Regions from separate parts of the Mus musculus genome. Here region 2 is linked to region 1. A link is a loop called in an ENCODE intact Hi-C map of the cell type or tissue named here. Cell type or tissue: gastrocnemius. All regions are shown on one strand. Links, peaks and the distances in the headings refer to the core of each region. The heading gives the core; the rest is flanking DNA.

Region 1 (16,449 bases), core at 4,027-12,026:
GGCAGCCTGATCATTGTACAGGGAAAAGAGTTTTCTTGGAGCGTGGCCAACAAGACTTTGCCTTATTCAATTGTTTCTGAATTAACCTTACTTAATCATCTCTGATGCCTTTGCACTTGGGCCTCCCTGTAGCACGAAGTGCTTCTTTGACCAGACTGTCCAAAGCGTGCTACAGGAGGTCACGTAAACATAAATTGAAATGGGGTGGCTGTCCTTTGTGGACAACCATTATTTCTGCCGGATTCTGACTGATTTATTGAGAGCCCAGAATTCCAGGCATCCTTCAGAAGATAGCCTTAACTAAACCTGTCAGTATAGAAACTGCAGGATTAAAACCCAGAGTCTAGATTCCCTCAGCACATGGAGAAAATGAGTCTGTGGGAGACACCGACTTACGTGAGGGTCCACTATGAATCAGAGGCAAGGTCAAGGCAAGCAAAAGCCCTGGTCAAGAAAAACCCAGGACGCCCTTGGCAGACTCATGTTTAAAGAGAGACACAAAGACCTCTACCTTTTTCTTTCTACTCCTGGGTCCCGTTGATGAAATCAACACAGAGACAGAATTTAAAATGGCCTTCCTACCAGGAAGTGAGCACATTGGGCTTTGGGGTAAGGAGGATTGCCTGAAAGTCGCCCCCACTTGTGAAGAAATCTCTCCCCCTTTCATGGTTCTTCCCTGAACTCCAGAGTCAGTCAAATGTATTTCTCCCCGGGGTCCTTTAGTCTTTGCTTAATGAGACTGCTGGTTGCCGAGGGTGGGATCGACATTCAGTTCTGCACAGCTTGTATTCATCTTCCTGAGAAAGGACATTGCACAAGAAAGGATTGCCAAGGGCAACCGTGGTGGCATTTCTGAGAGAGCGGTGGCATTCCCCACAGTGAGAGGAAAGGCCGACTGTTCACTGGCGGATGGAGGGTGGTGGAGGCAGGAGGCAGGACTCCCAGAGGAACTATAACGCTCTTACACTACCAGACCTTTGGTTCTTGTTTTGTAACCACCCCGGGGTCTGGTTTGCAGGACACTGGAGCCAAGTTTCGGTTGGAGGGAAATTCGTGGGGAGTAAAAATCGCTGGGTCGCAAGAGAGTTAGAACATCTCAATTGCCTTCACGGACCAAACACTGCCAGCTTCAGACACCCAAATGGATTCGTCATTGAGTCCACGGCCGAGAAACCCAGGTCTTTGACTTGCCCGTAGTAAGGGCCCGAACAATGCTCTTAAAGGCTCAGCATACAGTAACTTGGACTACAACTTGCTGAGCGTGTGGCCTGAAGGCAGGGTAGCTGGCAAGTTGGACGGAGTCAGTCCTCATGCCTCAGACCAGAAGCAAAGAAAATGGACTCCCAGCTCTTTGGCCTGTGTATTGCTCGGGGAGACAGTGGGCAAAGGAGCTGTTGCTCCGTGAGGTTGGCACTTTTGGTGGCTCCGGCTAAGTTCCAGCCATGCTTTGCTCCCTAACTCAGTGCTCCGTCTTTGTCCAAACCCCACATTTTCTCTTGGAAAAGAAAGGCCTCCTAGATGCATATGACAGGGTACGCATTGTTTGGGGTGAGGGCTTTTTTTTTTTTTTTTTTTCTAACCAAGCTGGATCGTTCTTCAGCTTCAAACTTTAAACACAGAGTCACAGTTTACAGAAAAACCCTCCGAATTAGAAAGGAAACCTCACGTTCTGGTTGAGGCCTAATTGACATTCAAAATAAACTGCACGTTTTGAAAGCCTGCGGTTTAATGTGCTTTGACGTCTGTATTCACTACTTGATTGTGGTGACATCATCACGGCCTAATGAACGCATTCATCACTTCCTCCACGAATTTCTCTCGGGCTCCTTTGCAGTCAACCCTGTCCCCCTTTCCTGACCCAGCCTATGCGCCCCCAAAATCTCCAGGCAATGTATATCAGCTTCTCTTCATGTTAGTCTTCATTTTCTAGAGGCTTATCTAAGTAGACTCTTATAGTACATACTCTTTCTCTGCTCTGGTCTCTTCCAATGAGCTTTATGGGTTTCTTGCTTTCAAAAAAGTGGCCCGCTTAGTTGAAGCCGCTGAAATCATTGCTGTAGCGTTGCACATAGCACACCCTTACTATTGTTTTACTATCTGGAGATCTGGAGATGCAGATGTCTTTATGTTCCTATAATAGTGATCTCAGTCTTCTCCATTACATCTCCAGTTTTCCTGAATAAAGAGGGCCGTCAGTATTACTGACTTTTTCAAGCCCAAAAGCTCTTGCCTTCACACATTTTTCCCTTCTGTTTTTCTGTTAATTGACCTTTGTGTGGATATTTACTATTTTCTTTGGTTTCTCTCCCTCCCTCCCTCCCTCCCTCCCTCCCTCCCTCCCTCCCTCCCTCCCTCCCTCCCTCCCTCCCTCCCTCCCTCCTCCTTCCCTCCCTCCCTCCCTCCTCCTTCCCTCCCTCCCTTCCTCCTTCCCTCCCTCCCTCCCTCCCTCCCTCCCTCCCTCCCTCCCTCTCTTCCTCTCTTCCTCTCTTCCTCTCTTCCTCTCTTCCTCTCTTCCTCTCTTCCTCTCTTCCTCTCTTTCTTTCTTTCTTTCTTTCTTTCTTTCTTTCTTTCTTTCTTTCTTTCTTTCTTTCTCCAGTTTCTTAAGATGGGAGTTGAAGTCACTGACTTGAGAACTTTCCACTTTCTGACAGAAGTAGCTACTGATGCATGTCAGAAGAAAAATGGCTCACTTCCCCCTCTGAGACCCTAAAGGTGTGGGTGTTTGTTTCCATCTGTGAGTAAGCAACTGATGCTGGAGGAGACAGGCTGTGTGTGCTCTGAACCAATCCAGTCTGGATCCTTTCTACCTAGTGATGATGTCAGATCCCACCAGCTAAGGGCTCAGTCCCAGGACTGGCCCCACTCCAGATGCCAGTTTCAAGCCCGAGTTTCTAATCCATCAGCTACAAATTAGGATTCCCTGACCCCATTCTTGAACTAGATTAACTTGCATGACTGGACCACACAGCTCAAGGAAGTACATTTGCTAGTTTAAAATAGAGTGTTACAAAGAATGACGAGGAAGAGGTGCATAGGATGAAGTGAGGAGGAGAAGGAGAAGGGAGAAGGAGGGTGATGCCTCCTTTGCACATACCCTACACACCAGGGGCCTCTCCATTTTCAATTATGCAGAAGCTCTCTGTAGCATCCTTCTCAGGTTCCCTGTGAGACTCACTGTGAATGTGAGTGATGTAATGTGTGTGTGATGCTCTAGGGAGCACAGGGAAGCCTGCAAAGGCCTTTCTGCTTCTTGGCCTCTGTCCCACTGAACTCCATCCAGGACATAAGCAAGGGCTCTGCGGGTAGAGGAAGGTCTAAGACTTATTCTCAGGCAAGGATAGACAAGCTGTCTCGAGTGAGGCTATGCCAGTGCCTGGCAAATACAGAAGTGGATGCTCACAGTCATCTATAGGATGGAACACAGGGCCCCCAATGGAGGAGCTAGAGAAAATACCCAAGGAGCTGAAGGGGTCTGCAACCCTATAGGTGGAAGAACAATATGAACTAACCAGTACCCCCAGAGCTCGTATCTCTAGCTGCATATGTAGCAGAAGATGGCCTAGTCGGCCATCATTGGGAAGAGAGGCCCCTTGGTCTTGCAAAGATTATATGCCCCAGTACAGGGGAACGCCAGGGCCAAGAAGTGGGAGTGGGTGGGTAGGGGAGCAGGGCGGGGAGAGGGTATAGGAAACTTTCGGGATAGCATTTGAAATGTAAATAAATAAAATATCTAATAAATGCTAAAAAAGAGATTATTTTAAAAAAATTACGTATCCATCTTTTTTTTTTTTTATCTCATGTGTATTTGTGTTTTGCCTACATGTATTTTTGTGTACCACTTGTGTGCCTGGAGTATACAGAAGCCAGAAGTGGACACTGGATGTTATAGATATAGTTCCAGAAATTGAACTGTTGTTATAGATGGCTGTTAGATGCCATGTGGGTGCTGGGTAGAGAATTCTGGTTCTTTAGAAAAGCAGCCAGTGTTCTTAACTACTTAAGCCATCTCTTCAGTCCCTCAGAGATTTCCTTTATGGCCAACTCCAATACAGAAAGGTGTGTGTGTGTGTGTGTGTGTGTGTGTGTGTGTGTGTGTGTGTGTACATGCAAGTGTATACACATGCCTGCCTGCCTGTCTCTTACCTTCCTGCATGTTTGCCTGCCTTTCTGTCTGTCTGTCTGTCTGTCTGTCTGTCTGTCTCTGTGTGTATATATTTGTATTAGAGTTTGTATGACTTGCCTTGGAGAAGAGAAAATTTAGTTTCTCTGACCTGTCTTGGGGGAGGAAATTATATACTAGGAGCCATAGACAAAACACATTTTTTTCCTTGAGAGATAGATATTGAAATCTGTAAATTTAAGTATTAATTATGGATTTAGAAAAGTTTGCCCTTTGGGTAACTTAGAGGCAGCTATTCCCACTGGCTCCTTGTATCCCAAGATCCCAGAAAATTTAGCTTGACAAATATTCATTGCCTTTTCGTTATCCTCTCACCAGCTGTCTTAGTAAGGGTTTCTAGTGCTGTGAGGAGACACATGAGCGTGGCAGCTCTTATAAAGGGAAACATTTAATAGGGGCTGGCTTACAGTTTAGAGGTTTAGGCCATTGCCATCATAGAGGGAAGCATGGCAGTGTGCAGGCAGACATGATGCTGGAGAAGGAGTTAAGAGTTCTTTATCTGGATTGGCAGGTAGCAGGAAGAGACAATGAGCCATCAGGCCTGGCTTGAGCTTCTGAAACCTCAAAACCTACCCCCAGTGACATATTTCCTCCAACAAGACCACACCTCCTAAGAGCACCACTCCCTATGAGCCTCTGAGGACCATTTTCATTGAAATCACCTATTGTAATGTTTCTTAGTATCATCTTGCCCTTGAAACTCTTTGTACCTGAGTCCATATGTCAGTCCAAACTAGGCAGGTACAGGAAAAAAAGATAGATATATAATTTTTTAAAAGAAATCACATCTGAAATACATGTCCTGTTAAAACAAGACTATCAGAAAGAAAGCTGCAAGCTCCTTCAACAAGGCTGTGGGGCTGGACTGTAATGGGATTCCTGGCAAGGAGACTGTTTTCTAAATGTCTCAAAGGAAAGGAGTATGAGATCATCAAAGGATTAAAATGCCCTGAAAGTCATCATCAAATGCTTGTTCAGGGACAGGGGAGCAGATGCGGGCCCTCTCAGCTTGGCAGCTGGAGCTTTGTGTTTTATTTGCTGGCAAGGCAAAGGCTTTGCCAGAGAGCCTGGGGCTATCATAGTTTTTATACACAGTCTTTGTATCCACTGTCTCTTGTGGGTTGATAGTACGAAGTTAGCTGATTGTGGACGACGGTGCTTTGGGGAGAGGTGGTGGATGCTCTCGCTGGGGAGCAGGTTTGACGATGAGCCTTGTATAGATCAACGAGCACTGGGGCTGGCTAGTTCAGAAAGTGGAACGAGCCGCATGTATTCGCATCCCCCTGTATTACTTTCTTCTTCTAGGACTCTCTTCTCCGCAAGCATTTCCTCATTTCCCTCCATACTAGTAGAATGTTTAAATCATATGAAGACATTTCCCAGGTGCTGCAGACATAACCTACTCATTGGAGTGAGTTAACCTCATTTGAAGGTGGGTTGCCCAGGGTCATTTCACATTGTTTAGATTCAACCGAATCTGAGCAACTGTTGTTCAGAAGCCTGCCATTTTATCTCCCCTGAAAGTACATTCCACACTGTACATACACAAATGTCAACTTCTGGGATGTGAAGATGATTAGCAAGTAGCCCTGGAACTGGAAAAATGGCACAGTGGGTGAAAGCATCTCCTGTACAAGCATGAGGACTGATTTCAGATCCCAGTACCCATGTAAAGGCCCAGGCACGTCCAGTGCACCTATAATCCCCGTGTTGGGGCTAAGGCAGAGACAAGAGGGTTAGGGGAGCTCCAGCCTCCAGGTTCCTGCTTGCTTGAGCTCCTGCCCTGACTTCATTTGATGATGAACAGTGATGAGGAAATGTATGTCAAATTATCCTTTTTCTTCCCAGCTTGCTCTTTGGTAATGGTGTTCTGGCACAGCGATAGAAACCCTAATGAAGACAGTCATCAAGAGGCAAGACAACAGGCAGTCTGAGCTATCCATTTGGCAAATGCTTTTAGCTGAGGGCAGAGGTCCAGTAAGATCTCCTTCCCTAGATTCATAAATGGAGCCTCTGTTATCTTATAGGGAGAAGGTGGTGAGAGGTGGCAAGGAGGGAGCAGTTTCCTCTTTAATGCAGTAGAAAGAAAACATAATCTTCTGTGTTAACAAGAATTTTGGGGAGTAAAGAAAATCCCTGATATAGCTATCTCTTGTGAGGCTATGCCAGTGCCTGGCAAATACAGAAGTGGATGCTCACAGTCATCTATAGGATGGAACACAGGGCCCCCAATGCAGGAGCTAGAGAAAGTACCCAAGAGCTGAAGGGGTCGGCAACCCTATAGGAGGAACAACAATATGAAACAGATACCCCCCCCCCACTCCCAACTCCCAAGCTCGTGTCTCTAGCTGCATATGTAGCAGAGGATGGCCTAGTCGGCCATCAATGGGAGGAGAGGCCCTTGGTCTTGCAAAGATTATATGCCCCAGTACAGGGGAATGCCAGGGCCAGGAATTGGGAGTGGGTGGGTTGAGGAGCAGGGCGGGGAGGAGGGTATAGGGGACTTTTGGAGAGGAAACTAGGAAAGGGGATAGCACTTGAAATGTAAATGAAGAAAATATCTAATAAAAAATTAACATTTAAAAAAACTTGAAAAAAAGAAAAGAAAAGAAAATCTCTCTGCTCTTTCACTTTGAGAAACAATTCAGATAATTGAATTGTTTCTCAAAGGCCAGTAACCTTGGGTCTTATGGTCACAGTGCTAGGAGGTGCTATGGACCTTTGAGAGGTGAGATCCTTAGGTCTTTTAGAGCATGCCCCCCCCACAAGGGTGGGGGGAGAACTATTACACCCTTTTCTTCTCCTCTCCCTTTCTTCCAACACACTCTCTCCCATCCCTCCTCTTTCCAGATGTGTTTGTTACAACACATGTGTTTTCATCCTGACATACCATTCCATGCTTGCCAGATGCCCAGACAATTGGGCTATCTCATTGTGGACTTCAACCCATAGAACTGTAAGCCAAGAGACCACTCTTTGCCTCACAAGTAGCCTGTATCAGGCATTTCACTGACATCTTTCATAATTCATGGCTCTGATAGGGACTATATATTCCAATAAGGACTGTATCACATAGCCTGAGAGAGGCCTCCATCCTTAGATGAGTCCGTTGATACTATAGGGACAAAATCCAAGATGTCTGCAGAGAGGAATCTGAGAGGAGAGATGCCCCCCGCCAAAAAAATTGCTTTCTAGACCAACCGGTGGTGCCAGGACAGGAGAGGTTTCCTTTGGTCATGGTGTACACATATAAGTTTACAGATTAAAGGGCATGGAGTCCAAGGAATGCAGTCTCCCTAGACTCCAGCTACCCTTGCCTTGTCTCGTGACTTGGAACACTTTACGGTTGTCTTATCTCAGAATCAGCCCACCTTCCTCACCAGTCATCAGAAAATTCAAACATGAATGTCAGGCCCGGCATGGGAGGGAGGGACTGGTAAGCCTTAGGATTTGTGCTTCATTACCTCCACAGTTATTGCAGTAACAATAGTTACTAGCTTGCTTGCTTTTTGTTTTTTGTTTTTTTGTTTTTTGTTTTTGTTTTTGAGACAGGGTCTTGGGGTGCAGCTCTAGTTTGCCTGGTACTTGCTGTGTAGCCCTGGGTGACTGTAAACTTGTGGAAATCTTCATGTTTCATGTCTGGGAGAGGCTCTTTAGCTCTTTCCCCAGGAAAGCAAATATGTACAAAGAGAATTAATGAAGGGACCTTTGGTTAAGACACTTGGGGAGGGTTGATATGGATTTCATCTGAGTAACTGTTCAGTTAGGGCTTGGGAGGGAGGAGAGGAGCAGGCTGTGCTGTGAAGTGATGTCCTCTTCCTTCCCCATGCCTTCCTCTTCTCTGTTTTTTTCCCCCCTTCACACAACTATGACTAGTGGTAGGGTGTTTTCTCTGGAGTCTCTACCTGCCTGCTTCCCAGGATGAGCATAACCCACATAAGTCTACACTCTGGCAAGCAGAGCAGGTTCAAACTCCATAGTCCCCAGTTAAGGCTGGAAGTGAGTCAGGGCCACATCTTCCTCTGAGTTACAGCAAATGCAGCCAAGTGGACCTCTCTACCCAGACCACAGCCACAGCGACGTACTAAGAAGTGGCATCGTTCAACTTGTCAGATGGTCCAGAGAGCTGGAAAGCTTTGGTAGCCGAGGACTTCTTTTTTCCCATGGGTCTTCACTTCAGTCTACATCAAACGATAGTTAGAGAAGTATTCATTGAGCCGGGATTCTCTGAGTGAGACCTGGTACCATATACGAACTAATACTCACCAAGGGGCAAGCAGATCTTTTAATCCTAATTAAGACGAGGTCACAGTGGGCCTTGCCTGGTACTCTTTGCATGAAAGCAGCTCACTATTGTGCCAGCCAAGAGGGTCCTGGGGAGAAGCAGTGGGTCTAGAGAAGAAAGATGGAGGGATTAGTGTTTGGGATCTGTGTGTCTGCTGCTGTCACAAAGAGAAAAGAGGAGCAGGGGAGACCACGGAGTCCTCCAACAGTGGCCCGTTCCCGAGATGCCTTGATTACATTGGCCAGGCTTTGATTACATTACATTTGGCTGCCAACTTATTTGGATCCAGAGATGGCGTGAGACTGCTGGCACTAGAACTTTCTTTACTGAAGCCGAGACAGAATTCTAAACACTGACAGCAAGATGCATGCTTGAGGTTTGGCAAGGTAAGGGGGAATGGAAGGAAAAGAACGATGCAGGGCGATGAGAAAATGTAGTATTGGGGGAGGGTTCACCTTCATGGTCTCTTCCATCAGGGCCAGTACTGGTACAGGAAAGGGAAGAGAGAAAGAAAATCCATTGTAAGGAAACACCAGAGGAGAAATGAAGAAAGAGATGGACAACCCCCCACACACCCCCTTTTGCTAGCTCTCAAGTTAGCCAGAATTAATTTTTAGATTTTTCTTCTTAGCCACTGCATTTCAAGAACAGTCACTATTATGTTTTTTATTTGTCTTTAAACATCTTTTTTTCTCTTAAGCCTCAACCCCTTTAATGCGCTTATACTATATGAATGAATGATTTCACATTTGCTTATTATTTTCCTAACAGACACCTTCTGACCTCGAATTGAGAATTTCTTTATGGTGGAGACACCATCATCTCATTAAATTCCAACTCCCGGTCTTGAGTGAGCACATGTGTTCCTTTGGGAAAACTTGGTGCTTCATAAATGTCTAATAGGCCCTGCTCTCATAGGAGAGTGGGGCTCTGTCACTTTTCTGTGTGGTGTTGGAGTGGTTGGACTTGACCATGGGGGTCATCTTTTCTTGTTCTGGTCTTTTCTGGTCTATAGCTTGGACCCTGCAATGTCTCTGTCCTTGAGATTTTCTACTAGGCCCATATTCTCAGTGACATTATGTTCTCATGAAGAACTTCTGAGACTTTTACTATGCTTGTTTGGCTGGGACCCAGAGAGTGATCTGTAGCCCTTTGCTTTGTGCCAAAAGAAGTCATGTTTTAGCAAAGATCCTGGGAAACAAATATATCTGTGTGCTATGAAGAAGAATTTGGAGACCTCTGTGGCTCTTCCAAGTGTGTGTGTGTGTGTATACTTGTCCCACCCCTCTTGATGAATGGATTTTGACATTTCAAAACCATATTCCACAGTCCTGAGTTTCTAAGGGAGAAACAACACACACCTGGCTGTCACACCAACTTATAGCCACACCCTAAAAAATCCCCAGGGAAAACCCAACAGAAATGTTGAGATTTATTGCTAGAACCTTTTAAAATCTCAGCCAAGGCTACTGAACATCAGCCCAGATGCAGACTGAGGTCCCATTTGGTATCTCCATAGAGTACACAGGAAGACCTGAGGGCTTTAAGTTATAAGAAACATAAATGCCAGTGCTGATGAGAGAAAGCCAGTTCTTCTGATCCAGGATGGGCTTGGTGCTAAGCTTGATATGACTTCGTACAGCCACAGGGAAGCGGTCCATGTGTTCAGTAAGCCCATAACTCCTCAGGGCACTTCTCTGAGAGGGAACATGCGATAATAGTGTTTTCTAGAAGTCCTGCTGCAGAATGTGCGGAGGTCTCTCCAACTGCAGGCTATGATTCCAAACTCCCAAGGACCAAACTCCCAAGGACTAGAGCTCCGTATGGAGACTGTGATGTGTGTGTGTACAGGGCTTCTGGGTTAAAGAATCTTCTAGAGAATCAGGATGTTCTGACTTTAGCATGAATATTTTTGATATTGTACCACATTTTTAATGTATCACGGGTCTCATTGACATCTGGGGGGATTTAAGGATTTCTTAAAGACTTTGATAAAAACGTGGAGTCCCTGGCATTTTTGCAAAGAGATTCTTGCTGAGCAGGGCTTCAGTGCCCCTGAGAATCCTATGCATAGGGTGTTCCGTGTTGTGAGAACCCAGTCATTGTCAACTTCGAGGGCAGAATCTGGTCCTCAGTGCATTTATACCCAGGGTACCATTACTACCATTGCTGCTGCCTTCAGAACCACTAACAGAGTAACAAGTATCTGGGAGAGATCCATTAGTGCCAGGTTCATCTCACTGCAATGCCTGTAGATTCCTTGCTAGAGCACATACACTTCCAAGGGTCCCAGCCCTAGAAACAAGCATGAAAAGTCCTTGGTTCTTGGGTATCTGATCTATGACATTAACACTAGGAAACGAAATTTCTTTTCATTTTATCTTACTGATTTGACTTTACATTTAATGGTGAAACAAGAACCATGAACAGTATTTTCGTCAAGGCAGCTTAGTACTTGTTTGTAGACCCAGCATTTTCAGCTGACTCTATTGGAAAATCCAAATCTTAGAATTGGGGAAATCTGGACATAGCCTTAAAAAGTTTGGCCAGCATATAGGAATTCATTGTTGCCCCCATCTTTCCTTCTAGCCGTCATGATAGTGATCTTAAAAATTAGCAGCCTTCTTCTACTCACTGAAACCCTCCGTGGGAAAGGCTATTCTGCCTTTTCTAATAATGCGCAAGAACGTATCTTGTAGCACTGAGAGTGGGACAAATTAAGGGTGCTAATGAAGCTAATCCTGGTGCAGTTGGTTTTAGACTGTTTAACTAGCTGTGTAGTATACTATTATATTTATGTGATATGGTGCAGCTCTGTGTTTGTGAACCTAGGACCAGAGGCTAGGAGCCCTAGATTCTGCCTTTGCTACTTGTGTTTTCTGCACCATCCTGGGAGAATTATCTGGCTTCTCTGACCTTTAGCTTCTGCATCTGTATGAGAAGGGTGACGTAGGCTCCAACCTCATCCGACTGTATAAACTTGCTCATCTGACCCCATTACACTCTTGAAAACTTGTGACCCCCTGGAAAGAATTTTGCTTTGTACTGAATCATTCAATGTACATCTTGTGAGGAATTAAAAGTAAGCATGTTAAAAGTTGTATATTTAAATGTATTTAGATAGACAAGTTATACATTAATATGAAAGACAGATTTTTATAAAAGTTACTGTACTTTTCAAAACAAGTAATGAGCAGCAGCTGGTGTGACACCGTTTTACATTTTTGCAGATCTTTTCATGGTCTGTCTCAATAGAAGACAGCAAGTCTTATGTCTTGCTGGTTTCATTCCATCTGCTGCAATATGTTGTTTTGGTAGAAGCCCATGCTGAGAATCTGGCATCGTGCAGGTATGTGCTTGGAAGAGAGGGATAGTTTTCATAACTGCTTTAGACACTCTCCTTTGATGCTGTCTGAAATTTGAAAAGTGAGTATTAATTTAAGATTAATTACAATGTAAAAATCTCAAACTATCTCAAGAACCATTTCATACTTTGTTACATTAAAATCAATTGGCTTATTGGGATCTTAGAATGTTTTTTTTACCTATGAATAATTTTTTTGTGACAGCATCTCTTAGTCACTGGGGTTGAAACGGGTTCATTGAGCTATGCTTGATTTTCTAAATTCTGTCACATTTTATCATACAATAGCAAAGCTATAACTTTGTTACCATCAATAATATCATCAGAATACATTTTTAATTAGTGGGAAATCTACAGGGACAATAGTGTTTTTGAGATTTTGATGGGACACAGATTTCCGGTTTATCCAAAGGATAAACAGGGTGGAAGACAGCGAATAGCAGATCTCCTCTGATTTGTGCCTTTCCTATAGTTATATATATGTATTCAAATTTGTATATATATTCAAATATATATTTGAAAAATGTGTATAAGACCTATAGTCTTCATTTCAGTAACCCAGGACACTGAATTATCCTCTGTAATTTCTACAAAGCCAATACAGGAAAACGTCATGAAGAATAATCAAATTCTCAATATAACACATCTCAACATATAGCTAGAAAGACTTCCATGCAGACAAGGCAGTAGGATGGTGTTTTTGGAGCCAGTTCAGCACCAATGCACCAACACTTTATGGTGGTTTAGGATTATGTTACTTATGCAGCACTATATAACAAACCTCCTCTGTCTTAGTTAGGGTTTTACTGCTGTGAACAGACATTATGACCAAGGCAACTCTTATAAGGACAACATTTAATTGGGGCTGGCTTACAAGTTCAGAGGTTCAGTCCGTTATCATCAAGGCATCATCCAGGCAGGCATGGCACAGGAGGAGCTGAGAATTCTACATCTTCATCTGAAGGCTGCCAGCAGAATACTGACTTCTAGGATGAGGGTCTTAAGTCCACGTCCACAGTGACACACCTACTCCAGCAAGGCCACACCTCTTAATAGTGCCACTCCCTGGGCCAGGCCCACAGTCCAAGCCAAGTTGTTTAAAAATGAAGCAGCCTTTTATATCATGTTGAATGAATTCTCTAAGTCAGACATTTATGTGTTATTCAATTGGGCAGGTCTGACCAGAGACTGTGTGAGATTGCAGCCATGGCCCAGCTGTTGGCCAAAACACCCAGTTTTTCACTATGTGAGCACAATTACTAAATATATAGTGGCTGGCTTCCCTAAGAGATCCAAGGGAGGGTAATGTGGAAGTCATAGTGTGGTTGTTTCAGCAGTCACATAGCATCATCTCTGCAAAATCCTCTTGGTTGTCACGTTAAATCTCTTTTTAAAGAAGAGTTTCTACAAGCATGTGAGTTGGAGGAGCAGAGAATCTCTTTGGGCTGTGTTAAAAGCTGGTTACAACTGACACCTGTTTCAGAAATAGCCCTATCTTTGATACCTGTAGGTTATATAGCTTCATTAGTGAGAAGATCAAGGAATACCTAGCCCACAGGTAATCCACATGACTCAGGATTTGTGTGGAATTTCATACAATTTAGAATTTGGCCAGGAGATATAATCTGTACAGGAGAAAGTATGGGGCCGAGACTTTGATAATAGGACCTAGTTTTTGCAATCCTATTTTGCAACCAGAGTAGCTGGAACCTCGAAGTGAGGTGAACAGAATTCTAAAACTGCAATGGATTCTCTATGAAGACAGGGATCAGCATTCAGCATTAGCGCTGGTCATCTGGGAAGTAGGAAACTCAGTTGAAAAAAAATGCCTCCATCAGATTGGACTATAGGCAAGGGGTGGGAATTTTCTTGATTAATGATTCATGTGCCCACTATGGACAGGGCCAGCCCAGAAAAATGTGGATTTGTGTCCCATAAGAAAGCAAACTGAGAAAGCTGGGAGAGCAAGCCATCAGGCAGCACTCCTCCATGGTTTCTGCTTTGGTTCCTGCTTCCAGGTTCCTGCTCTGCTGGAGTTTCTGCCTTGGCTTCTTCAGTGATGAACAACTGTGAGTGCAATGTGTAAACCCATTGTGGTGATTTGAATATGGTTGGCCCATGGGAAGTGACACTATTAGGAGGTGTGGCCTTGTTGGAATAGGTGTGGCTTTCTTAGCTCCTTCTCTAGCACTATGTCTTTATTGACATCATTATAATGGACTGAATCTCTAAAACTGTAAGCCATCCCCAATTAAATCTTTTCCCTTATAAGAGTTGCCTTGGTCATGGTGTCTCTTTACAGCAAGGAACCCCCAACTTGGACACCAATAAACCTTTTCCTCCTGGGTTGCTTTTGATCATGGTGTATCACTGCAATAGAAAGCAAACTAGGATAACTTTGATCTTTTTCAAAGTTTTGTGATATTCATGAACATTGATTATCCATTTGATTCCTGTCCTTCCGGTGCACAGCATGTTTCCTTGAGATAAAATATCCATCTTGGAAGAAATCTAGTTAAGATGTAGGATGTTAAAAGGGAGGTGAAATAACAGGATGTCTTAAGACAGTGGTTCCCTATCTATCTATCTATCTATCTATCTATCTATCTATCTATCTATCTATCTATCAATGCATCTATCTATCTATCTATCTATCTATGCATCTATCTATCTATTGTCTATCTAATTCTAAATATATAAATACAATATATTTATCAGTCTGTACAATGTTACTTGTGTGTATATTTTCAGGGCTGACCATTGGTTTGGGGTAACCACTTTTTCCCTGGAGAAGACTAACCTGTCAGCTTTCAGCATTTCTTAATTGCTTGTTCTCTGTATAGACCAGAGGCTTTGTGGAATTTGCGCATTAGCATGTCTGTTGTTGTCCTTGTTCAGCCTGTTTAGGCAGTCATGTTGGTGAGACTCTATGTGTGCAGCTTCTGACTTTCCTAAGAGACACAACCTCACAACAAACCCCTGATTATCTGGCTTTTACAATCTTTCCATCCAACCCCACTTCAGTCCTGATCCCTGAGCCCCAGGTGTGGGATACTATAGCTGTATCTGTTGGAACTGCGCTCCAAAGCTCTGTATTTTGATCTGTTGTGGTTTTCTGTAATGATCTCCATCTGTTGCAAAGAGAAGTTTCCCTAATGAGGCCTGGGGACGACACTTATGTGTGGGTATAAAGATAAATATTTGGAGTGCAGTTAGGGATTATGCTGGTTTAGTAAAGTGGTGGTTGTAGGTTCTCCTCCAAGATCTTTGACTTCACTAGCCCTGGGTAGTTGGCTAGATTTCCAGTACCATGCACAATTTCCCTGTTGAGTGGGTCTGAAGCTCAATTAGAAAGCCATTAGTCACTGGCAAGGTACGCTGGCTACTCTTGCTCCTTCAGGGTTGGTTCATAGGCATCATAGCTGGGTAGAACTGATGTCCGGTTCTCTGTTTTTGGAAGCTTGCATGGCACTTTCTAGTCCTCAGGGGACAAACATTAAAGACAGTTCCAGCTGTGGGGCCTCTAGGTCCTGTGTTTGAAGTGTATGGTGTCTTCAGCAAATAGATACTTACCCTCTGCTTCTAGGGGCCAACCAAGTGTTTCAGGTGAATAGTATGACTCCTCATAACTTTTAAAAAAAAAGATTTACTTATTTTATATATGTAAGTGCACTGTAGCTGTACAGATGGTTGTGAGCCTTCATGTGGGTGTTGGGAACTGAATGTTAGGACCTCTGGACCTCTGCTCACTCCAGTTAACCCTGCTCGCTCCGGTCGGCCCTCTTGGGCCCTAAGATTTATTTATTATTATACAAAAGTACACTGTAGCTGATTTCAGATGTACCAGAAGAGGGCGTCAGGTCTCATTACGGGTGGTTGTGAGCCACCATGTGATTGCTGGGATTTGAACTCAGGACCTTCAGAAATGCCATCAGTCCTCTTACCCACTGAGCCATCTTGCCAGCTCCTCTAATAACTTTTGCAGATAGGCTTACTGCTATGTTGCTGTCCATTTTCCTTTTTCTGTGTTTATCTTTATCCCCATCCCTACCTAGAGTTCCCCATTTCCATCTATCTACCTGATCAGATCACTTGCACTATTTCCTTTTCTATTGCTCCCACCCCCTACCCTGGCAATGGTCCCATTTTATGTTTCTGGTTTCTGCCGTTACTCCAGGACTGCCCTTTAGCATGTCAGCAAAGGATGTGACTTTCTACCCTGCAGATAGATACTTAGCCATGTCCGTTGCTTCTCTACTTACAATATCTAGGAATGGAAACCACTTCAATGTCCTTCAACTGAAAATGGATAATCTATACGTGGTACATATGTACTATGGAATACTATTCAGCTATAAAGAAAAATGAAGTCGTGAACTTTGCTAGTCAATGAATATAACTAGAGATGACCATATTGAGTGAGGTAACCCAGACCTAGAAAGATCAATATTGCATGTTCTATCTCATCTGAGGCTCCTATCTTCAAATCTTCAGATAGGCGTACATATCCTCTATTATTTTTTGATATCTTAAGTCTTTGCTTACCATTGTTATTTCCTTTATTATACTTTATGTCAGCTAGACTTTCAATTATTTACTTTTTGGATTGAATGGCACTTA
Region 2 (16,449 bases), core at 2,767-10,766, 96 kb after region 1:
TGGCTGCGCTGTGGAACTCCTGATTGCTATGGTAACTTACACTATGGTGTTTCCTCAAAAAAATATTAAAATTTGACCAACCACATGAGCCAGCTATACCAATCCTGGGTTGTCATGGTCAATCTTGGTTGTCAACTTGACTGGAACTGGAATCAGCTCAGAGACATGCCTCTGGGTGTGTCTGTAAAGACATTTTTTAGAAGAATGAACAGAGAGGGAACGATTCTCCTCTAGAGTGGGCAGCACCCTCAGGTGTCAGACTGATATAAAAAAAGACAGAAGTCTGAGAAAAAAGCAGGGGAGAGTGGATAGGAAAAGTAATGGGAGGATGGGAGTTAGCACAGTCATTAATTGCATGTATGAGGATCTGAGTGCAAACCCTAGCACCCATATTTTTAAAAAAGCATGGGAGCATGAGTTTATATTCCCAGCATTAGGGAGTTGGAGACGGGTAGATCCTTGGAATTTACTGGCTAGCCAGTCTGGCTTAATTGACAAGATCCAGGCCAGTGAAGGTCTCTGTCTCAAAGAACAAGGGGGACAGCTTCTGAGAAATGACACCTGAGATAGTTCTCTGGCTTCTGCATGCAAGTACTCATATGTGCTTACACCTGCATGCACATGCACAAGTACTTCACCACCACCACACAGAGGCTGGGGATGGATGATATGATCAGTGTACATGATTCATATCTTTGAAAATGTCATAACTTTACACAATGAATATGTATTGATTTATTTTTTAAAAAACTTTGTGTGATTTTGACATTCTGGTCCCTCTTTACCAAACTACCATAACTGATGGCAACAAGATTCTTGTTAGAAACAACCCATAAGATATTGTTCATTCAGAAAGAGGAAGGTATATTACTTGGCTTTTTGGTTGCAAGTAACATATACTCTAGATAATTAATATCTAGATAATTACCTCTAAATAACTATCTAGATAATTAAAACTCTAGGTAATACCAACCCTAGATAATTCAAAGAGAAAATGAATAGATTCAAGGATGCTGGCAATTCACAGAATCATGGGGTTAAAAAGAATTAGTCAGGCGTATACCCACAATGCTTCAGTGAACTGGTCCTACAAAGAGGCCACACCCCCTGGCACTGAAGAGCCTACAACAATCTTCTCCAGTGCACACTGGGTAGCTCTACCCACACAACTGCCACGCCTGCTTCCAGACATAGAGAAGAGCTGATGGGCTGAACCCCCTCTTGATTCCATGTCACCAGCCTTTAGTTCTAAATCCAGGACAGAAATAAAACTATGATCAGGCACACAGCCCCGGGCACTGCCTTGGAGGGCCGATGCCAGGTCTGGCCACTGCATTCCGCTGCATGCTCAACCAGGCGCCTTGCTGCAAGCAGTCCGAGCCAGCAGGGAGTGGGCGGCGGCCGCACTGTGGCACCCCTGCTTGCTATGGTAACTTACAAGATGATAAACACAGCTTTTATCCCAGGTGTGCCATTTTGAAGACTGGGACTATAGAGTTTTATCTTTAAGAATAGAGGAGAGCCAGCCCTTGGGAAATTCTGTATTGTATTTAGCAAAAATGTGAATCTTCAGATGGAATGAAAGACTTATGCCACGGACATCAAAGCATTTACACCCAGCTTGAAGAGTTTGAAATGGATTTTACCGCGGAGAAATCAAGATGGCAGCACATTATGTGGAATTGAGGAAAATGGATTAATGCAATAATGCTGTAATATTACAACCAACACAGGATTCTTTTAATGTGGATTCCATGAAATGAATGATTCTTACCCAACACAAATGGACAGTGGAATTTACTTCCTAAAGACTTGTTACATATCATGTACATTTTTGACAGCTGGAGAAGATTCTACAGTTCTACAGATGGTAGTTTGTATTTCTGGAATTTCTTGCAGTTTGATCTGAGTGACCTTATGGAATGTTAACTTTAATAAAATCTCTAAAACTTAAAACTAAAAAAAAAAAAATCTATGATCAGAACCTTAGCTACAGAGGTGTGGTCCACGTGAGCAGCTGATATACTTTTGGAGTGGAAGGTCCCTGACTCACGTCAGAGGACATGGGTCACATGCCAAGGCTATGGACGTCGGCTGCAAAGATGTTTCGTATAACCTTTGCTATTGCAGGGTTTCAGCAATATTTACTATGTATTATTGATTACAAATGCTCTATGAAAATGTCAAACAAAAATCAGTGAGATTGAAGATGAATGTAAAGATGAGCACTGGAAGGTGATGTATGAAATCAGAGTCTGTGTATGGAGTGAAGCTTCAGGTTAAGTCACGTGCATTTCAAAGGTACCCAAAAGCTTAAGAACAGCCCAGCTCTGGATTCTAGGCCAAACCCATTTCCGTGTAGGATAGACCAACACACTAGGTCTCAGAGAGTACTTTATTCAAAGATGCACAGTCTGACCTAGTAGAGGAAGATCTAGAGCCCATAATTTAAAACCTTGTATGCACATGCAGTGCCTGCAGACCACAGAAGGAAGAGTAGCTGGTTCCTCCGGGTAACAAAAGGTGGCTGGGGACAACTAGAATTCTGTGTCTTTCTTAGACCTCTTGACTGTTTTACCAAACCTGAGCACAAAACTTAATAAAACAATAATTTTAAAAGAACATAGCTCTCTATGTGCTAATTTGGAATTAAGTCCAAAATATATAAAGTAAAATAATTAAACACATAAAGCAAGCAGAATTTCTGAGCAGCTATTTAATTTCCTAGGCAGAAATGCAGGACTTCCATGTTTATGAGTTCTGGTTTTCCCAGAAAACCTTGAAATTTGGATCTTGTGTATAAATGTCTGAGTTTCAAAGTTTGACAAACTTTCAAGCATGATCTTTGTGCTTCTACCTGCAGAAGCACACTTTGTCACTTTGGGACATTCATGTTGTTCTGATGTGGTCTTGCTTCATACAGCTAGCTGGTCCAGGGTCATCTGCTCAGGTGGTGAATCAACGGTGGGTTTCCTGCACCCCACTTCATTCCCTTTTTCCACTTCCTTCCCTTCTTCCAGGGCATTTGCACTGAGATGTGTGCGCCTGAGGACAAGGAACAATGGTGCCATCTGGCCGAAAGTGCTGCATGAGCTGGCTCCCTGCGTTTGCCCACAGGAGTATCCTGAGTTGTTTTCTTCTTCTTCTTCTTTTCTTCTTCTTCTTCTTCTTCTTCTTCTTCTTCTTCTTCTTCTTCTTCTTCTTCTTCTTCTTCTTCTTCTTCTTCTTCTTCTTCTTCTTCTTCTTTCTTCTTCTTTTCTTCTTCTTTCTTCTTCTTTCTTCTTCTTTCTTCTTCTTTCTTCTTCTTTCTTCTTCTTCTTCTTCTTTCTTCTTCTTTCTTCTTCTTTCTTCTTCTTCTTTCTTCTTTCTTCTTCTTCTTTCTTCTTTCTTCTTCTTCTTTCTTCTTTCTTCTTCTTTCTTCTTCTTTCTTCTTCTTCCTTCTTCTTTCTTCTTCTTCCTTCTTCTTTCTTCTTCTTCCTTCTTCTTTCTTCCTCCTTCTTCTTCCTTCTTCTTCTTCTTCTTCTTCTTCTTTTTCTTCTTCTTCTTCTTCTTCTTCTTCTTCTTCTTGTTCTTCTTCTTCTCCCTCTTCTTCTTCTCCCTCTCCCTCTCCCTCCCCCTCCCCCTCCCCCTCTCCTTCTTCTTTTTTGAGTATCTTCTAATTGAAGTCGAGGTGTTAGGGTGGATAATTAACAGACCTGCCTGGTAAAGACCAGTGCCTCTAGTTCTTTAAGATGGTCTGGACTCGGATCTGTTGCCTTTTCCCCTCCTGTCACAAGCTAGCTTACTCTTCATTCCCTTGCCTTGTGAACTGTTTGAGGTGAAGGATTTGCAGGCTCAGAGGACCAGGCTGGATGCATTTACACAGCTCCGAGATCTCAAATACAGTGCGACTCATTGGGCTGATGAAGACAGAGACGGCAGTTGTCTAGTGGTCACTGTATTTGCTGTGTTTGATAAAATACTCTGCCCAATCTGTTTATCCTTCTTTTCTTTCAATGAAGGCACAGTCCTGACCACCACCCACAAACCTATACAGGGAGTACGAACTAGGCAAAAGCAACGCACATCACGTGGAGTGCTTGTTCTTCTGAGAATTGATGGACTCACGTGTCAAGAGTACCCTCTTAGTAAATGTTCAGCTATTTTAAAATAAATTGTGATTTAGAATGCACATATAAACCACTAAACATCTCTTCTGCTGGACAGGTTAGAAACAGAACTGCCTTTACGGAGTGGACAGCTCTAAATGCAAACCCTGCACTCTCACACACCCCGTGCTCTTTCAAACCCAGGTCAGAACTGACAACTGCACTAGACTTCAGCTATATGTTCCTCTCTCCTCTGCTAACTATTGCATAGGAAGATGCTGAAGACTGTGCCCTAATGTAGTTTGTGTTTGACTGGATGTAGGATTATGGCATAGTGGCATAGTGGGAGAAGCAGCTGTCCAGAGGTGATGGGCATGTCTGGCCTGCAGGGACTGTGTGTGTTGTGATTGGACCCTGCAGCCATTTGTTCCCAATCTTGGTCTTCCCTGTGGAGCTAAATGGAATCAGTACTTGGGTAATTTTGACAAAACCGAGGACAGTCACAGGAGTCATCAATTTCACTCCTTACTCTAATCTCCAGGAAGGTCAGTCAGTACTCAAGTAACCCTCGGCTTGATTGTCTTCCCTTTTCACCCGGGGTAGATGTCCTGGCCCCTCTGGAGAACCACTGGGTTCGGAGCTGTCTGCTCAAGGTTTACATATGATCTTATTTCCTGAAGCAAGTCAAGAAACGGTTCTCTTGAGGAAGGAAAGTGATCTAGATCATGAGACAATGCCTGCCCTTCCTGCTCCTCCCAGTGCTGGTTGTGAAGTGCAGGTTTGGGCTACAGTCTGAATTCTTACTGAAAGAGGTATTCCAATGCCATTTGGCTGCATTCCTCTGGGAGGTAGTCAATGAAAGCCCCCCCCCCCCCCCGAGAATTTATGCTTCGCACTTAGTCAAGCTGGAAACACGCCTATTGGTATTCAAGAGTTTTTGTAATTTTCCATTACCTGGCTGGAATCTGGAGTATGTCTTATTTGCTTTTTCAGTGTTTTCTGTGATTTAATTAGGGCTCCTGGCAGTGTTTGGAGATCACAAGATTAAGGGTCTCTAACTCATTCATTTCCCTCTGAGCCAGGGAGCTATTTTATTTCAGGAAACGTAAATTGGTCACCTCCGTGTGCTTTATACTGAGCCAACGTATGACTAGAAGAGCCTGCAGTTCTGGAGTCTATACATACACCCAGCACAGCCAACCACTAAAGTATGCAGAGTCACCCATTTGCTGAGCTTAAATTACTCAACTGAGGTAAGGGTTGAAGAGATGTCCGGCTTTCCCTAGCATTCAATGAAAGTTTCCTTCAAGTGACTTTCTATTAAGTGACTATTCACTTGATCAGACAGCTAGATTGGGAGCAGACAAACCTCTCCACTCTATGGGCATCACTCCTCTTACCATCCATTGCGACCGTGAGGCCTAAACGAAGTGCTACAGACAATGAAACGAGGACATGGTGAGCCACAGTTGGGTATGAATCCCCTCTCTGCTAGGCTAGGGAGTCCTTCCCTAAGCTGAGCTCAACTCAACCTGCCTCTTCCAGTGTTTATCATTCAGTGCTGGAGCTGTCCCTGAAGAATACACATCCCCTTCCCCAAGGCTGTCCTGGAAATGTCTGAGATGATGCGCTGTCTCTAGCACCTCTGTCAGTGTGACTGCCCCCATGCAGTTGACCCTGGTGAGGCTAGCTCAAACAACATTCTCCTTCTTGGTTACATGTCAATCAACCTTGGTTTTCTTTAAGCCCAGCACACAGACAGATACCGTCTTACTCTTGAATGCGTCTGCTTATTTCCTTATTGTTGACTTGACTGCCATGACTGTGTTCTTCATAACTCATTCTTTTGGGCCTAGAAATCAGTCTGGAAAGTACCCCATGATTATTGATTACTACTGAATGAGTGAGCAAATGGGCAACCAAAGTTCACTGACCTCCAACTGTTTCTTAGGGGTATTGTTCTGGTCGGGTTCTTTTGCACAAGGTAACAAGAAGACAGGGAAGACTGAAGGAGCAAAGAGGGTGTGCTGTTTTCTGTTCTTTCTGCCCCGGGACACCATGATACTGCGCCAAAAGCAGGGGCTGTAAGAAATTGGCATTTGATATTTTCTGATAATTAACCTTGACACTCTGGATACAGTCTTAACCATTACGAATTGTAATTGTTTTTTTTTTTTTTTTCATAGAAAATCCAGAAACCAGGCATCCTGATCTAATGGTACCCTGAGACTCAGAAGTCCCAGCCGTCCTCTTGTGTCTGCTTGGAATCCTGTTTTCAAGGTTTGTCCATGGCGTCGCCTTCATTAGCAGTCTGATGTACGTAGACACCTGAGAAATTTTCCATTCCAGGATGCTTCTTAAATGTAGACTCACCAGTCCCAAAGATGTTCTTGACCTCAGGGTCTCTAAAGCCCAGAAATCTGTGGGTTTAACACGCTCGGAGGGGATTACTAGGCAGACGTTCTGTGTAATTGCCTTTTAATTAGAGGATTCCTCTCTCAAGTTCAAACAGCTCTCGGAGCAGAGCCCTGCAAATCCAAGGCTAAGTTGGCTGAGTTCTGTAGTCTGAGGACTCTGTTCCTGTCCACCATTCCAGCCACAGCTTGTGACCTTTTTTTTATGCCATGCAGCTTCTAGTGACCGTAACAAATTCCAGAGCGTCAACTCCGCAAGTAGTCTCTCAGCGTTGAGGCACTTGTAAATTAAGTTATGGGTCCCCGTGTTCGCAGGTATGTATGTCTATAGAAGCTCGCCCTGCCACGGAAAGCCCTGTCTGCGGCAGGCTCCCATTTCACTCCAGCTGCTGAAATTACTCCGAACAGGTTTATAAGTTGTTTTACTATCTGCGAAAGTTTTTCTTTCTTCCTTTCTTTCTTTTTTCCCCCCACTTCCCCCCCCCCCACCCCCTCGCCCCCTCTACTTCACAAAATCAGTGGAGGGCTTTTTGAGCATAGTACACACATGCCACCTTCTGGAAGGAAATGGAAAAACTTTGTGGAACCTTGAGAACTTTTTTTGAATGAACACATTTAAGAAACCTTTGGTACTAAATAGCTGTAAGCGGGAGTGGACAAAGGATAAGTGAGTGTACTGGGGGTATTATCACAACGCCCTGCATAAGTGTGTGACAAATGAATCATCAAAAATTAAAAGAAAAAGAATGTTATTTCAGGTTTGTAGTTGTTTTTAACAAAATAGCATTTCAGTCCAGTTGTAGGTTTACAGAAAAGTTAAGTGAAAGGTACAGAGATTTGCCACATCTTCCTGTCCTTACACACACAACCTCTAATACTATCATTATCCTTTCCAGGGATGCTACAGTTGCTACAATCTAGCTTCTAAGTCCAGAACATGAGCTTTAATATCCCCCTTGCACTATCTATGGCTGTATATTGAGTGTATAGTTATACGTAAACAACATTATAATGCCATGTAGACTAGTTTCTGTGGAGGAAAGGCCCTCTGTGCTCTGGCTGTTTCTGCCTCTTTCCAGCCTCATACTTGGCAACCTCCCATCACTTAACTGTCTCCACAGTTTGCCTTTTCCAAAAGGTCATGTAGTTGGAAGCACACATTCATTGTGCAACCTTGTCATATTGGCCTCCAGCACTTCAGAATATGCAATTATATTTATCCCTTCTTCTCCTCCTATTTCTCCCTCCCCCCAGCATCCATGTGTGTGTGTGTGCGCACTCACATACGCTCCAGTATGTATAGGGAATTGAACCTCTCTTACATGGAAGTCAAAGGCTCTTCTACTAAGCTGTATTACTAACCCTCTTTTTGACTTTTAGTTTTGAGACAGGGCCTCATTACAGGGTCTCATTACACTGCACTAGGCAGGCATTGGAGATTCTCCTGCCTCACACTCCTGAGTGGCTGAGACTACAGGCCTGTGTTAGCAGCACAATCCACTGTCTAGATTAATATTTATTCACCTACTGAAAGACATCGTGGGGCCTTCCAAGTTTTGGAAACAATAAAGAGAGCAAGCAGCAACATTCTTGTGTGAAAATTTGGTGGGGAGGTAACTTTCAAACTCTTTTGTTTCACATTGGAGTGATTGCTGAGTAGTCTGGTAAGAATATATTTAACTTCATGAGAAAACTACCTTTCCAGCATTTATCCTGCAGTTCACCAGAAAACAAAACAAAACAAAACAAAACAAAACAAAACAACAACTCCACCATTTTGAGCCAAATTTATAACAAGTGTTTATTAAATATTAATATTAAATACTGACCAAGAGATGGACTTTGGTCAGGATCATTTCCTTGGAATTTCCCAGCTGGAACGGCCTCAAGCCATGCATAGCAGGGGCTTATAAGGCCAAACTTGTAGACCATTGTACTTTCCTATGAGACGTTGTTATTTCCCAAGAACTACAGTTCCCAGCATTCCAGGAAGTTACCTGGTTCCTGCGCAGGTGTGGCTTACAGGTGAATTTTGGAAATTACACCTGGTGGCTGTGCCATGTTGTATTCATGCTAGTGAAGCCCAAAAGTTCCTCTGCTCACATTTCTGGCAGGATTTGTATTCTCATCAGTGTATCTGAGAGGGGTGTGTCCAGTGGTTCCAATTGGCAATTCCTTAATGACATATGATGATAGAGAATTTATTCATACCTTTGCTCACATTTACACAATTTATTGTTTCATTTAGAGTTCTTTGAACATTTAGTATGCTGGTCCTTCAACTGTGTCAGTCTCTTACATTTTTCTTCTCCTAGACTGATATTTTCTCTTATTCTCTTCAGAATGTCTTTGTAAAGCAGATATCTTTTTTTTTTTTTTTCACTGCAGTGCAGTTTATCAACTATTTCTTTATGGTCATGACTCCTGATAGTCTAATATGTTATCACTATACTTAAGACCACATAGGTTTTCCCCAGTGTTGTAAGAGTTGTATAGTTTTGAGTTTTATAGCAGTACTGTGTATATTGTTATGAAGAATATAAGATTCCTATTTCCTGACAATGCCCAGGTGTTGCACCACTCCATTGTACTCGATTTTTCCTTCGTCAAAGAACAGTTTTCTGCCTTTGTGTCGATTGACTCTGAGTATTTTGCTTTATTTATTTATTGCTTTGTCAACATCACACTGTTTTGAGTACAAGACCTTTATACTAAATGATAAAGTGGGACAGTGGCGGTTTGGGGTGCTCTCCTGCTTCACTGTTGTATTAACTGTATCAATGTACTGTAACACTGTGTCAACTGAACCAATGTACTGTAATATTGTATCAACTGTATCAATGTTGTACTGTAATACTGTGTCAACTGTATCAATGTACTATAATACTGTGTCAACTGTATCAATGTTGTGCTGTAATATTGTATCAACTGTATCAATGTTGTAGTGTAATATGTCAACTGTATCAATGTTGTGCTGTAATATTGTATCAACTGTATCAATGCTCTACTATAATATTGGGGGAGTGTTTTGATTCTTCTGTGGGTAGATCTTCTGCCTCTACATATAAACTTTAGAATCATCATAATGATGATTCAGGATAAAAAAAATTGATGGAGTTTTGATTATATTGCTTGTGGAGCTCCAGTTGGGGGAATCTGACATCTTGACAGTTTTGTATCTTCTCGTGGTCACAGATTAGCTCTCCACTTATTTAGTTCCTCCTTAGTCATTTTCACCAGGGTTTTTCTTTACTCATTGAATTTTAAAAAAGTTTTTAGCTTTTATTTATTTATTTTTGTGTGTCTCTCTGTGTGTGCGTGCGCACACACACACACACACGTGTGTGTGTTCTCTCTCTGTGTGTATACCACGGATACTAGGGTGCCTGTGGAGACCAGAAGAGGTTGTTGAATGCCCTGGAGCTGGAATTAGAAGTGGTTACACATGATCTGATTGGTGCTAAGAACAATCTTGGATCTTCTAGAAGAATAGTAGGTGCTTTTAACTGATGGGCCACTCCTTCAGCCTCTACTCATTTTCATTTTATATGTATGTCTGTGTGCCTACATGTATGTGTGTGTAGCATGTGTGTGCCTGTGCATGCAGAGGTCAAGAGAGAGTGTCAGATCTCCTGGAACTGGACATGTCGGTTGTTGTGAGCTGGCTAATATGGATGATGAGAACTGAACCTGGGTCCTCTGCAAGAACAGCAAGTACTTTTAATCATGAGGCCATCTCTCCAGTCCCTAATTAGAGTTTTATAATTTTGTCCATACATATTATGTTAAATGCATACTCATTTCAGTATTTAGGAATATGCTAATGTATATAGGAATATTTTCTTATTCAAATTCTACCTATTTGTTGCTAACACATAGAAAAAGGATTAATTTTTTTATTAACTTTATATCTTACAAATTTGTTATAACCATTTATTAGTTTCACATACTTTGATGATTCTTTTAGATTTTATGTAGAGAAAATTACATAATCTGTAAAGAACGATAACTTCTTCAATTTGTACATATTTTATTTCTTTTTCTTTTTTATTGTATTAGTAAGGATATTTTTTCGAAAAGCTGTAGGAAGAACAAACATGCTTGTTTCCTAAAATTACTGAGAAAACTTCCTGTTTCTTACTATGAAATATAATGCCAGTGGAAAAAAGGTTTCTTATGTTAATTTAAAATTATTGTTATGTATTCACAAACATTACAAAATATTAATCAAAAATATGTAAACAACTGGCATGTTGGACTCTCTGATACTTTTAGTTGAATCCAAATATGTGTCTGATAAATGCAAGTTTAACACCCTTGTGATTTACCATTATCAAGTTCTAGTTCTATTATTTGTAATTTACAGTAAGGTTAAATTTTATAGGATTTTCATATTCCTTTTATTTTTTTACCAGGCCCTGACATTTGCATATTGTAAAGGTCACACAGACCATGTTTTGGTTCATTATTAATTTTCCTGGGTACCGTGCCCTCAAGGGAAACTCCTGGGAGGTGGGACTCACCCAGAGGTCATGCATCCCATTTCACTCTTAATATTTATTGTGCTGCACTTTCTTTTACCTCTGCTTTGCAGCTCTGCAGCAGAATTAATAATGGGGTCCCTGTCTTCTTCTGAACCACAAGCAGGTCAAATGGGTTTCTCAAGTCTCCCTTTTGTAATTAAAATTATTGATTGTGTTTTAACTCAGCTAACGACTAATTACTCATAAATAACGCTCGTTCAAATGCAGGAAATATGTTTTCTGCCTGGCTGGTCCCTTCATTTTCAACTTAGTTTTTTAGATTGTAAAGAAATCCTTCCAAGAGTTAAGACTCACACACTGGTCTTTTCATCTCTACATTGGTTGTTGGTTTTTTTGTTTGTTTTTGTTTTTTTGTTTTGCACCATTTATTGAAGATGCTTTCTTTTTTCCATTGTATATTTTTGAGTTCTTTGTGAAAGATCAAGTGTCCATAAGTGTGTGGTTTTATTTCTTGGTCTTCAATTCTATTCCATTGATCAACATGTCTGTCACTGTACCAATATCATGCAGTTTTTATCACTATTGCTATGTAGTAAAGCTTGAGGTCAGGGATGGTGATTCCCGCAGCAGCTTTTTTATTGTTAAGAATTGTTTTCGCTATACTGGGTTTTTGCCTTTCCAGGTGAATTTGAGAATTGCTCTTTCCGTGTCTTTGAAGAATTGTGTTGGGATTTTGATGGGGATTGCATTGAATCTATAGATTGCCTTTGGTAGGATGAACATTTTTACTATGTTAATTCTGCCAATCCATGAGCATGGGAGACCTCTCCATTATCTGAGATCTTCTTCGATTACTTTCTTGAGAGACTTGAAGTTATTGTCATACAGGTCTTTCACTTGTTTGGTTACCCCAAGATATTTTATATTATTTGTGGCTATTGTGAAAGGAGTTGTTTCCCTAATTTCTTTCTCAGCCTGTTTATCCTTTATATAAAGGAAGGCTACTGATTTATTTGAGTTAATTTTATATCCAGCCACTTTGATGAAGTTGATTATCAGCTGGAGAAGTTCTCTGGTGGAATTTTTGGGGTCTCTTATGTATACTATCATTTCATCTACAAATAGTGATATCTTTATTTCTTCTTTGCCAATTTGTATCCCCTTCATCTCTTTTTTTGTTGTCTTATTATTCAAGCTAGCACTTCTATACTGTGTTGAATAGATATGGGGAGAGTGGACATCCTTATCTTGTTCCAAGTTTCAGTAGAATTGCTTTATGTATGTCTCCATTTAATTTGATATTGGCTGTTGGTTTGCAGTAAATTGCTTTTATAATGTTTAGGTATGGGCCTTGAATTCCTGATCTCTCCAATACTTTTATCATGAAGGAGTGTTGTATTTTCTCAAATGCTTTTTCAGCATCTAAGGACATGATCATGTGATTTTTTTCCTTTGAGTTTTTTTATATAGTAGATTATGTTAATAGATTTTTTTACATTAAACCAACCTTGATCCCTGGGATGAAGCCAACTTGATCATGGTGAATGATGGCCTTGATGTGTCCTTGGATTCAACTTGCAAGAATTTTATTGAGTATTTTTGCATTGATATTCATAATCAAGATTGGCATGAAGATCTCTTTTTTGGTTGGGTCCTTGTGTGGTTTAGGTATCAGAGTAATTATGGCTTCATAGAACGAGTTAGGTAGTGTTCCTTCTCTTTCTATTTTATGGAATAGTTTGATGAAAATTGGTATCAGGTATTTTTTGAAGGGCTGGTAGAATTCTTCACTAAATCGATCTGGCTCTGGGCTTTTTTTTGGTTGGGAGATTTTAAATGACTTCTTCTATTTCCTTGTTGGAGATGGGACTGTTTAGATAGTTTACCTGCTCTTGATTTAACTTTGGTATGTGGTATCTGTCTAGAAAACCATCCATTTCATTAATTGTCAATTTCATGATTGTCTCAGTGTCATCTTTCAACATCTTACATCTTTCAACAGTCTTTGAGAATCTAATATCATAATGCAACACTAAGAAATATAAATTAGTTTCTTTAGTTCAGGGACTTAGAGATCTATCAAGAGAGACAATAATAACAGTCAAGAATCAAAGTGAAGTAAAACAAAAGGTCATTATTTATCATAATGAGTGACACTGGTTGTCAATTCAATAGAGGTCTGGTGAATGGCAGACCCACGTAGAATGAAAATATTCAGGAGGATCTTAGGAAGTTGGTCCTCAGAGAGGCTCAACTTGGAGGTAGTCTCCTAGTTAGTGGGAGCTATCACCTTGACACAACCCAGAGTTATCTGAGGATGTCTCAACTGGGAGACTACACCTATCAGATTGGCCTTGTGGTCATGTCTGTGGGTCATTTCCTTGACTGCTAATTGTTGTTGAAGGATCCAGTCCACTGTGGGCAGTGCCATCCCTAGACAAGGGCTCCTGGGCTGCATAAGAAAACTTTCTGGGCAGAGACTAGGGAACAAACCTATAAGCAAAGCTCCTCCATGTTCTGCCTCAAGCTCCTTCCTTGACTTCCTTGGCTTTCCCTGAGTGAGGGACTGTAACCTGGAAGATAAAAACTCCAACCCTTTCCTCCCCTGGTTGCTTTTGGTCATGATGTTTATCAGAACAACAGAACCCAAGTTAGAATTGATAGGAAACGAGAGAAGGAAGGGTATCCAATGAACAATCAATTGAAATTGTGAGTAGGAGTGTCACCAGTGAAAACAGTCAACAGAGGAATGGTCACAAGGGCATGGATAGATATGGAAGGTGTGGTTGCTCATTTTACTTTCTGTAAGGAGGAGGAGGAGGAGGAGGGAGAGGAGGAGGAGGAAGAGGAAGAGGAGGAGGAGGAGGAGGAGGAGGAGGAGGAGAAACTTTATAGTGTTGTGCAAAAGCAGAGGTCCAACATAGGTTCACGGAATAAGTGACTTAGTATAAGTAATTGCAGCTTTAGGGAGTTTGGTAGAATGAGTCTTACCTCCCCTCCCCATAAAGACTGTAGGATGCCCTTTACTCTCTCCCTTCTGCACCATTTGAACAAGGCAAGGGGACGACTTGGCTGTTGCAGGGTAGTAGATAGAGACTGAGAGCACACCCTAGGACTCATTCACACTGGCTGGCTTTTCTTGCATGGATCATTCTTAAATCCCATCATTCTGAAAGTCGGGGGTTATTCCAGAGACTATGAACCACTTGAAAAGACAGACTTAGTGACACATCTGCACAAAAAATGTCAAATGTGCGAAAATTGGGGACTCTGGATTTCTTAACTCCAGTCATCCATTTGTCTGGTCAGCAGTTGCTGTCTGTGTGGTTATCATTATCTTGTTAGATGCTATTAAGGAAGCCTGGCCTACATTGCAGCCCCTTGTGATACTAACGCTAGTTTCTTCTTCTTCCATCTCTATAAGTAATAAGTTAATGCTGCTCTCTGGAGTCGGAGGATGAGGGTATTGATCACACCCTAGTTCCTTTCCTTCCTAAGGAGGCCTCAGAGTAGCAGCATCAATTACTTATAAAAGCTACATGGATGTCTTATCTAAACTTCAAATCTATATATTATGGATGTCTCAAAAGCTCCCTCCCGCCACTGCATTTCTCCCTCCATCCTCCCTTCTCTTCTGGCTTCACACTATCTCTCTCTCCTTCTCCACAGAGCTGGCCATTTATAAAGTCTCTCACTTAGAAAAAAAACAAATACGTGCTCTTTTGAAGAATTTCTTGATTAGTTCTTAATAAGGTGAAATCTATCTACAATTCATTTATTCATACATATGTATATATGTATGAATATATATAAAACATTTCCTATCTATTCACTTATAAAAAGTCTTTCACCCCAACCCAAGCACTTGGTAAAGGATTAACAGTACCTTCTGCATGGCACAGACTTACTTGTTTGGTGAAAAGCAAATTACATTTACCACATGACATGACTACTTTTGCTTGTAAGAAAATGATCACCAGACATGGTAAACAACAACAAAAAAATCATAGTATGTTCTATTGAGAAATGTAATCATTAGACAGGAAAAAATACATAGTATGTTTTATTGAGAAATATGATACAAACCCTTCCTATAATTATAACAAAATTTAATCTGCTAACTATTAACTCTCTTCTTCAAGTTGCAATCTTATATTTTTAAATGAACTGGTCAAATTTGAGCATCTAGTCACTAAGGGTGACAGAGTGACAAGGTGTTTTGAAAAATCCAAGATATTGAGGGCACCATGAATACTATCACAAAGACACTAAATGGAAGCATGTGGTAAAACTCAACAGACATTGGAAAAACCACAAGATGTAAAACTTGACTTACTGTCTGTCTTAGTCAGGGTTTCTATTCCTGCACAAACATCATGACCAAGAAGCAAGTTGGGGAGGAAAGGCCTTCCGTGGCCTCTCACAGTGCCGAGCCTCAGCTGCTCTGTGTGACCCCTTCATGCCTTCAAAACCAGTACCACTTGGGTAACTCTTATACATTACCAAGTCCTGCTGCAGCACGAGGTACAACTTTGGCTATCTCTGGAACACAGCCTCTGTGCTCTCAGAAAACACTTACCAGAAGATGTCACCTCAATGATGCTGGTCTCTTCTTAATCACTGCTAATTTCTTAGCTCCAGCTAACCAGCATCAATAGTCCCAGTAAGCAAAAGTTTTCACTTCAGTAGTTCTGGTATCTTGTTAATCACAGCTGATTCTTCAGCCCCAGCTAACCAGAACCATAGAATCTTCACAATCCAAAATAGCAATGGCCCTGAAAAGAGTCTTTAATTTTCCCTCTGAAATTTCACAAGCCAGGCCTCCATCTTCTGCACTGTGATTCATTATTCTCAACATTATCTTCCAAGCTCCTACACAATGTCTGACAGAGCACTTAACACCGATCTTCTAGCCCAAAGTTCCAAAGTCCTTCCACAGTCCTCCCCAAAACATGGTCAGGTTGTCACAGGAATACTCCACTATGCTGGTACCAATTTGTCTTAGTCAGGTTTTCTATTCCTGCACAAACATAATGACCAAGAAGCAAGTTGGGGAGGAAAGGGTTTATTCAGCTTACACTTTCCATATTGCTGTTGATCACCAAAGGATGCAGGACTGGAACTCAAGCAGGTCAGAAAGCAGGAGCTGATGCAGAGGCCATGGAGGGATGTTCTTTATTGGCTTGCCTCCCCTGGCTTGCTCAGACTGCTCTCTTATAGAACCCAAGACTACCAGCCCAGAGATGGTCCCACCCACAAGGGGCCTTTCCCCCTTGATCACTAATTGAGAAAATGCCTTATAGCTGAATCTTGTGGAGGCATTTCCTCAACTGAAGCTCCTTTCTCTGTGATAACTCCAGCCTGTGTCAAGTTGACACCCAAAACCAGCCAGTACACTGTCCCATGGAAAAGATTTGTGTGTGTGCAAGTGTGTGTGCACATGCATGCAAGTGTGCTAATGTA

What was found. Peaks named below come from ENCODE experiments on the same cell type or tissue, not always from the same donor. Only the 100,000 strongest peaks of a DNase experiment are listed, where the experiment ranks them.
Region 2: it touches region 1 in a loop (2.3-fold over the local background); 8 of 42 quality-filtered maps call a loop at or near these places.

The regions. Positions count from the first base shown.
Region 1 is chr15:8,780,532-8,796,980 of GRCm38, forward strand. The region is part of intron 2 of Gm31340 (a long non-coding RNA gene); the gene reads left to right. Among named protein-coding and RNA genes, the nearest start is that of Gm31340, 78 kb to the left of the region's middle. In gastrocnemius, for the core only: no CTCF peak of the experiment used is centred there; DNase peaks (open chromatin) are centred at 5,169, 8,642 and 11,792.
Region 2 is chr15:8,878,175-8,894,623 of GRCm38, forward strand. No RefSeq gene overlaps it. Among named protein-coding and RNA genes, the nearest start is that of Ranbp3l, 82 kb to the right of the region's middle. In gastrocnemius, for the core only: a CTCF peak has its summit at 7,057 (motif pointing left); no DNase peak of the experiment used is centred there; H3K4me3 peaks cover 466 bases.